Regions from separate parts of the Mus musculus genome. Here region 1 is linked to region 2. Evidence: chromatin loops called from intact Hi-C (ENCODE). Cell type or tissue: left cerebral cortex. All regions are shown on one strand. Links, peaks and the distances in the headings refer to the core of each region. The heading gives the core; the rest is flanking DNA. Region 1 holds the start of Taf1 (TATA-box binding protein associated factor 1). Region 2 holds the start of Zmym3 (zinc finger, MYM-type 3).

What was found. A loop is a pair of places that touch in the nucleus more often than their neighbours do. Peaks named below come from ENCODE experiments on the same cell type or tissue, not always from the same donor. Only the 100,000 strongest peaks of a DNase experiment are listed, where the experiment ranks them.
Region 1: it touches region 2 in a loop (2.4-fold over the local background); 1 of 42 quality-filtered maps calls a loop at or near these places.

What each region holds. Positions count from the first base shown.
Region 1 is chrX:101,530,465-101,534,850 of GRCm38, reverse strand. It overlaps Taf1 (TATA-box binding protein associated factor 1), which reads right to left and starts at 2,116. Exons shown (of 39, transcript NM_001290729.1): 1 at 1,850-2,116; 2 at 1,242-1,356; 3 at 990-1,106. The coding sequence starts at 2,029. In left cerebral cortex, for the core only: no CTCF peak of the experiment used is centred there; a DNase peak (open chromatin) is centred at 2,232; H3K4me3 peaks cover 1,389 bases; H3K27ac peaks cover 713 bases.
Region 2 is chrX:101,416,619-101,421,004 of GRCm38, reverse strand. Zmym3 (zinc finger, MYM-type 3) reads left to right here and starts at 783. Exons shown (of 25, transcript NM_019831.3): 1 at 783-859; 2 at 2,053-2,732; 3 at 3,675-3,718; 4 at 4,024-4,096. The coding sequence starts at 2,066. In left cerebral cortex, for the core only: a CTCF peak has its summit at 1,884; DNase peaks (open chromatin) are centred at 683, 1,094 and 1,871; H3K4me3 peaks cover 2,754 bases; H3K27ac peaks cover 1,652 bases.

The DNA of each region.
Region 1 (4,386 bases), core at 298-4,297, 110 kb before region 2:
CCCAGCAACCACATGGTGGCTCACAACCATCTATAATGAGATCTGACTCCCTATTCTGGAGTGTCTGAAGACAGCTACATTGTACTTACATATAATAAATAATAAATAAAAATTTTAAAAATCTCTCCCAAGTTACGAATGTCTATAATCCCAAAACTTGATAGGTAGAAGCAGGAATATCAAAGGAGTTCCAAAACAAACCTCAGCTACGTAATCAATTTTGAGGCCTAAAAGTTTCAAAAATAGAAAATAAAAGCAGAGTGTGGTGATACAAGACTTTAATCCCAACACTCCAGAGGCAGAGGCCAAACAAATAAACCTCTTCCGATTCTGAGACTGTTATTCTAAAATACAGCAGGGAAAATACTTATGTTTTGAAGAAAAAGAAGTATAATAGGGGAATGATTTGAGTCAAAATACATTTGCTCATTGACATGAGATTATAAACATAACCCTTCTTAATCTTAAAATCTTAAGGGCAAAGAGTGGGTTTGTTTTCATCTTTAACTTTGAAAAGCATATAAGAATAGTTATATCAAATCTACAGGCACTAAAATATATGAGATGACAAGAAATCATTTTCACCCTTGTCATTAATCAACAATTTGAGACCGAACATTATAAAAATAAAAGCTTGAATTTGGTAAGAGAATACCTACTACTTGGCACTGAATTGACAGTGGAAACAGCATACAGAGCAAATGTATTGGCAGGCAAGAACAATGGCAGAGATTAAATATACAAGACAGAGCCCAAAACAGACTTATTCAGGAAGAAAATGTACTAAACTGCCAATTTTGCAACATTAAAGAATACCAAGCGTAGTGGGGAACATGTCTAATCCTAGCACTTGGGAAACAGAGGCAAATGCATCTCTATGAGTTTGGGACAATCTTGCATGCATAATGAGTTCCAGGTCAGGCAGGGCTATGTTGAAAGACCCATTGCTAGAAAACAAGAAGGGGGGGGGGGGGCGGAGAGAGAATCACCTGTGTGGCAAAGGGGTTGCAAGCTTCCCATTGTCTGCTGGTATCTTCTACTTTCATCTTCTGCCACCTCGTTGATGTCAGAATAGTCCACAGCATCCTCTCTACTCCTAATCCATCCTATGGATAAAAAGGGAGACGTCTCAAGAGAAAGCAAGTAATTATCACTTCCTTAGAAAATCCCCACTGAAAAGCGTACAACAGGCTAATCTCCTCCCCCCACCCACACTGTCCTCCCCATGGCCCACACTTTACCTTCATCATTTACCAGGGCACCATCACTCCCGGACAATTCTTCATTTGCTGTGAGTTCAGTGATCAGGCTGCCAAGACCCAAAGCCCCCAAGCCCGCAAGATGCTTCTTGCACTCCTGAAAAGGGGACAGCATGAGGGTCGAAAATAACAACTAAACCTGAAGGTCCTACACAAGTATATTTCCCTTGCTCATAACAAAGTCACAAATCCATCTGAGAAATTATTTCATGAAGTGCTGCTCAAAGAAACATCACATTCAAGAACTATATAGGAAATCTGCTAAATTCCATACAGATCAGTTCCGAACAACACACGTTCCATCCGTAGTCCTGGCTTTGGAGCCATTAGGATCAGCAAAAGCCAGAAAAAGCAGAGTTCCAAGGGTCTTTAAGAAGGCCTTCCACAGTGGCGGTTCTGATAACCTTACTAGAGTTAACTATTATCTTTCCTACCAGGCAAGGAGAATGTTACCTTCGAAGCCAACACCTCAGCATCAGTGACTGACACTTAAGACTTTTCCTCTTCGTCCTTCCTCCGAGTTGAGCCCTCTCGCGCTGTCTCCAGTTCTCCCTAGCCACAGCACCCGCCGCCCCAGGCCCACGACTCACGTCATCCAAGACGCTTTCGCCTTCCAACTGCCCTGCTCCATTGATGTTGCCGAACAGGAACCCAGTTAGAGAAAATGGGCCTCCACCAGCCGACTCTTCGTCGCTGTCTGTGTCGGACATGACGACGGAAGGGCTACCGCCACCCTTGTCCTGCAGCAGCCCAGCCCACCCCGGGCCCATGGGCGGGAAAGAAAAAATACGTCAGTCGCACACGGGTGACTTGCAGCGCTCCCTGACCCAACCAGAGGCTACCGGAAGTTGAAAAAAAGGGGGGAAGGATGGGCCGTCCTACGTGATCCTTTGATGTCGGGATGGCTACTTCCTTTGATGTGTTTGATTGGTCCGCCCAAGATCAGGCTGGATAACTGGAAGGTGATTGGTCAAACAAACCAGTCCCGCCCATCAACTGCGCGGGTCCGTTCTGGTTGCTATGGTAAGAGCGGCAGATTTTTCTCCAATAAGAAAGTAGATCTGAGGCGGCGTGACCTACGACCTCTGGAAACCGCGCGTCACCGGCTACAGTACACACTACACAATAATGATTTGAGCCGTCTTTTCCGGTTTGTGCCGTTCCCCAAAGGAACATTACTATGAATTGTGATAGGGGGACGACTGCTACTTACTTATTTTGAATTTACATTTTCCCATGGTAAAATGTTAAGCTTAGTAAAATGAGCAACCGAAACTTCAAGATTCACAAACATTAAACATTTTCATAGTTTTTTTAAGCGCACATATGATTCCCAGCACTATATATATATATATATATATGTATATATATATATATATATATACATACACATATATGCATATATATGTGTGTGTGTATGTATGTATATATGTGTGTAAATGTGTAAAAGCATGGAGAGAAGAAAGAAACCGAGTGGGAGAAGGGGGGGGGGGTTGAAGAGGGGAGAGAAAGTGAAAGAGAGACAGAAATATACAAGGCTGGGATACAGCTCACTGGCCAACATAGATTCAATTCCCTGTACTTAAAAAATAACCTTATTTTGCCAGGAATGGAAACCTGAGGTAGAAGTGTCTCTGAACCGGGCAGTGGTGGCGCACGCCTTTAATCCCAGCACTCGGGAGGCAGAGACAGGCGGATTTCTGAGTTTGAGTCCAGCCTGGTCTACAAAGTGAGTTCCAGGACAGCCAGGGCTACACAGAGAAACCCTGTCTCGAAATAACTAAAAAAAAAAAAAAAAAAAAAAAAAAAAAAGAATTGTCTCTGTAAGACCAGCATAGTATACATAGTTAAGCTCCAGGCTACTAGGGGAAACCCTATCTTTAAAAAAAAGTTTTTTAAGTACTCTATATATTTGTGTAAATAGACATATTGAACCAGTGAGGTGCCTCTGTAGGTAACATATCTGCCACCAACCCCGGAGCCCCATCCTGAGGACATATTTCATGTTTCAGATCACCATGGTGGCACACAGACTTGTTTGAATTGGAGCATCTTCACTGTGGCCAAACCGAGGATCTGTTCAGAGTTCCTACTTTGCATTTTTTGTGCCTGTTTGCTTGTTCATGTTTAGTTTGTTCTGAGGCAGAGTCCCACTTAAGTTTCCTGGGCCAGGCCTTGAATTTTCCATTCTTTGCTTCCCAACTAACTGAAATTATAGGTCTCTGCCAACAAGTTCAGTCGTGCGATTATATTTGATCACCTCTCTTTAGTATATACATGGGGACATTTTCTTTTTTTAAGATTTATTTTTGAAATGATCTGTATGTGTCTGTGCACGGGTATATGCACTGAAGTGCAGTTGTTCACAGAGGCCAGAACTGTTGACTGCCTCTGGAGTTGGAGCTGCTTGATGTTGAGTAGTAGAAACTGGATTCAGGAAGAACAGGAAGCTATCACAGCCCTGGCTGTCCTGGAACTCACTTTATAGACCAGGCTGGCCTCGAACTCAGAAATCCACCTGCCTCTGCCTCCTGAGTGCTGGGATTAAAGGTGTGCGTGCGCCACCACTGTACAGAAAGCTCTCGCACTCTTTATTCTATATGCCTTGGCTTGCCACTGTCAGATACCCTGGAACTGCCAACTACAGACAGTTGTGAGCTGCCATGCGTGTGGTGGGAACTGAACCCTGTCTCAAAAAACAAAATAATGATGATGCATTAAAACTCATACTCTGCCCCTTCCTAATTTAAGATTTACTTATTTTTATTTTGTGTGTATGAATGTCTTTTTTGCATATGAATGTTTTGTTGAATATGTTTGTGCACTGTGTGTGTACCTGGTGATTTCAGAGGCTAGAGGAGGCCATTGGATCCTCTGTAACTCGAGTCACAGACAGCTGGAAGTTGTCCTGTGAGTTCTGGAAAGTGAACCCAGTTTCTTTGCAAGAGCAAGCACTCTTCACCGCTGAACCTTCTCTCCAGACCCTTTCTCTTTTTGTGTGTTTTGCTTGTTTTGCTTTTGTTTGATTTTTGTAAAGAGATTTCTTTTTACAGGTATTTGTGTAGATGCATAGTTTTTATGTACTCAATGCATATATGATGCCATAGAGGCCAGAATAAATTGTCAG
Region 2 (4,386 bases), core at 64-4,063:
AATGAACACTGCCACCTATTCTTTTAAGGCAGTAGACCTAGTATTAGTGACCCCTACCCCTACCCTACTTCTCAAGCCTTAATCACAGCCACGCCCACCATCTAGTACGATCCCTGGAGGCTGTGTTTGAGTGCTCTCAGGAGGCAGAGACGCAAAGAGACTGTGAGGGAGAGACCTACAAGAACAGAAAAAGAGGGAAAAGGGAAGGACAGTGTTTGTGTGTGTCTGTGTGTGTGTGTGCAAGTGGATGGGTGGGTGGGGGGCTTCTGATGACCAAAACTATTCAAGAGAAAATTCAAGCTCCTACAGGAGGATTCAGTGCAATGATCCCAGAACTTAACCGAAGGCCATGGAGGGAGACGGGGGTGTAGCCTTGCAGAACCTGCTTTGGGGGGGGGGGTCACCAGGCAGTAACCGTTACTGCATAGGCGTTGTCACTAAGCCAGAACCATTTAACTGGCAAGGGTAAGCTTAAGACACCCCATAACTACGACTCTTAGACAGGTTGGAAGTGGGGGCTGAGGTTGCAGACAAGGGGAGGAGGGGCACTTGAGGGTTGGGTCTTTGCCTCCCCCATTCTCCGCTGTCACTACCCCAACAGTCGCCCGGGGGGCCGGGCCCCGGAGAGGTGGGGATGGGGGAGGGTAATCTTGGCAGGCGTCTGCTGCATGGCGTAGGTAGGGAGTGCTGAGGGGGGACGCTGGGGGGAACACGAGTGGGAAGCGGAGAGCCACGGGGAGGGGGAGGGGACCGGGAACCATTTGAATGAGAGGAGGGGATCACGGGTAGAGTGGGCTCTGGAGATAGGGCGGGCACGGGTGTGACGGGGCCAGGCTCTTGAGCCAGGTAAGGAAAGCAGGTGCGTAGATGTGGGGTTTTTCTTCCTTTTTTTGTGTATTTAGTGTACTAGGCCCTTCGGTGGAGAGGGGGCGCCGCCTTCCCCGGGGGCGGGCTCCAAAGCTCCAGAGGCTATCTTTTCCTCAACTAACGGGGCCCCGGGCGGGGGCTCACGCTCCATCCCCAGTGACGGCACTCCACTCCGCAATTTCCAGGCGGCCACTGGGCTGGGAGTCTCGCGCCGGGGGCCGGCGCTGTCTCGCGAGCCCCCTCCTCCAGCCAGCCAATGGGATTGGTCGCTGGCACCGCCCGCCTGCCTGGTGCAGAGCGCTCAGCGCTGCAAGCGGCGCTGCCATTTAAAGGGGCCGCGACCCCTGTCCCGGCTGCTAGGGAGGGAGGTGGAGAAGGAGCGCGGGGCCGTTGCTGTCTGCAGTTCTAGGCTTGTAGCGGTTACTCTAACCCTGCCTCAGGTAGGGGTCGGGTCTGTTCAAGCCGAACCGAACCTGCAGGCGGGATCTCGCAGTAGCCGGGAGGGGGGTTTGAGCAGGAATCGTAGCTCCAAAATGTCTTCCTGTAAATGCCTGAGGTGGGGGGTGGGCAACAGGAGAAGGGAAGGACTAGGGGTGCAGTAGGAAAGGGGGGACGGGGCTGAGGAAGTGGTCCACCCTGAAAGGTAACCGAGTGGGGGGGAGACGGTTAGGAAGAGCAGTTTGTGGGGGCGGGGAAGGGCTGAGAGAGGACGGGCTCCGCGGGGAGGGGCGCTGGGGCTGGAGAGGATGGGGAGAGACTGGAGACCTGGGGGGCTTTTGGGGGGGAGTGAGAAGGGACCAGGGGCTGAGGTCGCCGGAGCGGGAAAGGTTTCTGGCTGCGGCAGGCACGGGAAAATGTGAGGGGGCGTTGAGTCTGAGGTGGGGGGTGTGTGAGAGGTAGGGAGGAAGGAGCTACGAGTCTCCGTGGGGGGTGTCGGGCGGGTTAGAGACCAACTGCCTGGCGAGTGTGGGCACGGGGCCAGGGCAGGGAACGCCACTCCCCACAGAGGGCGCTGTATTGGGGGGGGAGTGGACATTGAGCCTGAAGCCTGTGGAAATGCCTATCGGCTGTGGGGGGCGGCTGCTAATGAGAAATCCAAGTGGATGACGGACGGGGTGTGTCCCACAGCCGACATAAGAAATTCAGGCTAAGACCACCTCTACTGCCCCCTCTTCCGATCTGCAGCCCATACCCAGCCATGGACCCCAGTGATTTCCCCAGTCCATTTGACCCATTGACCCTGCCAGAGAAGCCCCTGGCTGGAGACCTTCCAGTAGACATGGAATTTGGAGAGGATCTGCTGGAATCTCAGACTGCCCCAAGTCGAGGATGGGCTCCCCCAGGTCCGTCTCCATCCTCTGGAGCCCTGGACCTGCTTGATACCCCTTCTGGCCTGGAGAAGGACCCTGGAGGAGTTCTGGATGGAGCCACTGAGCTACTGGGGCTGGGGGGGCTACTCTATAAAGCCCCTTCTCCCCCAGAGGTGGACCATGGTCCTGAGGGAACCCTTGCATGGGATTCGGGGGAGCAGACCCTAGAGCCTGGACCAGGGTGTCAAACCCCTGAGGTGATGCCACCTGATCCAGGGGCTGGGGCTAGTCCCCCTTCACCTGAGGGGCTACTAGAACCTTTGGCTCCAGATTCTCCAATAATCCTGGAGTCTCCTCATATTGAAGAGGAGATACCCCCCTTAGCTACAAGGAGAAGGGGCTCCCCTGGGCAGGAGGAGGAGCATACCCAAGGGCAGCCACAGAGCCCCAATGCACCCCCTAGCCCTTCAGTGGGAGAGACTCTGGGGGATGGCATCAACAGTTCTCAGAGCAAACCTGGGGTATGTACCCCTACTGCACATCCTTCGTTGCCAGGTAGGTCACCTAACCGTTTGGAGGGGCCTGGGGAAAGAAAGGGTGGTGGTCAGGAGGGCTGGCTCTGTGCTTTGAGAAGTGGAGGAGGAGGGGACAGGAGGCTGGGAAGATTAGAGCAGGGCTCTGTGTGCTGAAGGAGGAGTGGGGTGTGGTGAAGATTGTGGAAAACAGGGGTGGGAGGCATGGAGGGGCTGCGCAGGATAAATGGGGTAGTGTGAGGGAATGGATTGGATGGCAGAGGTTCCCTTTCTCATAGCCCCAATGGGTTTCCAGTACCAGGGTCCTTCCTTCAGGGTTTGAAGGAAAATAGCAGGCTTCTAGGCTCTATGATTTTTCCAGCTGTTTGATTCTAAATAGGAGTGGAGTTTCTGGGATTGATGGATGGTAACTCCTCTCTGAAGCCCCCTAACAGCATACCGATTTCAGGGTAATGGTAGAGAGGCAGGATCTAGGATTGCATCTCTGATAGGGGAGGGGCGATCTAGACTTGAAGCTCTAGTTTCTCCCTGAATCTACCTAGTGCTATATCTCCTCTAGCCTGTGATAAGGGTCTTCAGATAGGTAAACTGATATATCTTATATCTCACCAAAGTCCAGAGGGACCTACCCATACATTGATGGGCTTTCCCCTTCTTGCTCCTTTTAAGTGGTTACATTTGTTTTTGTTGGTAAAATATAAATTCTTCATGCACAGTGGGACAGAAATGATTGGAGGGGTAAGAGAATACGTTTTATCTCATGGAGAATAGCTGCACACATACCCTCCCCATTTTCACCATAGTACCAAGTCTGAGGTAACCCTGAAAGGGTTAGAAGCCACAGGCACTCAAGTTTTCCCATTCAGTTTGGAGTAAATTGTTCCCCAGGAATGGAGGTGGGGGCCGGCCCTGGACGGCCCTGGACAGGCTCAAGACTTAGGCTACCTTCTTGCTTCCTTTGCAGGAGATGGCCTGACTGGGAAGGAGATTGAGAAGCCGCCTGAGAGGGTGAGGGGGGAGGGGATTGGAAAGAGTCTAGTTCCCCCTATAGCTCTAAGAAGGAGAGAACCCTCATTTTCCTCCCAGATGTTGGGGGGGTGCTGTCAGAGTCAGAGAAGGGAGGAACTCCCGTGTTTACTGATTCTTAGAATGAAGTCCAGCTCCCCATTTTCACCTTCTCTTTAGGGCTGGGCCAAGGGTCCCAAGTCTCTCACCTCACCTTCCATCTCCTGTCCCCACCCCAAACCTCGAACTCCAGTTAGCCTGCCACTAGTGTCAGCTTTCCCCCCCAACCCCCCGCCCCTCTTTCCAAGGTACAGAAGAGAAGCGAGCGCGTTAGAAGAGCAGAACCTCCAAAGCCTGAGGTTGTGGACTCCACTGAGAGCAGTAAGTAGGATTGGAGGAAGCGGGACCTGGGAATTCCAGGTGCACAGAAGAGCTTGAAGGTGGGATTAGGACAGGGCATGGGTCTTCTGGCCCCTGTAGTTCCTCTCTGCAGAAAGAGAAGTGCCTGTCTCTGCTGTGGGTTGGCATGGGAACCAAATGGTAGTGGGGGAAAATTGAAAAGAAGAACAGTAAGAATAGTAAGTTTCAACTATACTGTCCCTGTCCCCAGTCTTCTCTCTTAGAACCTCCCTTCCTCTCCTGAATATTGTAGAAAAACCATGAGTAGCTTA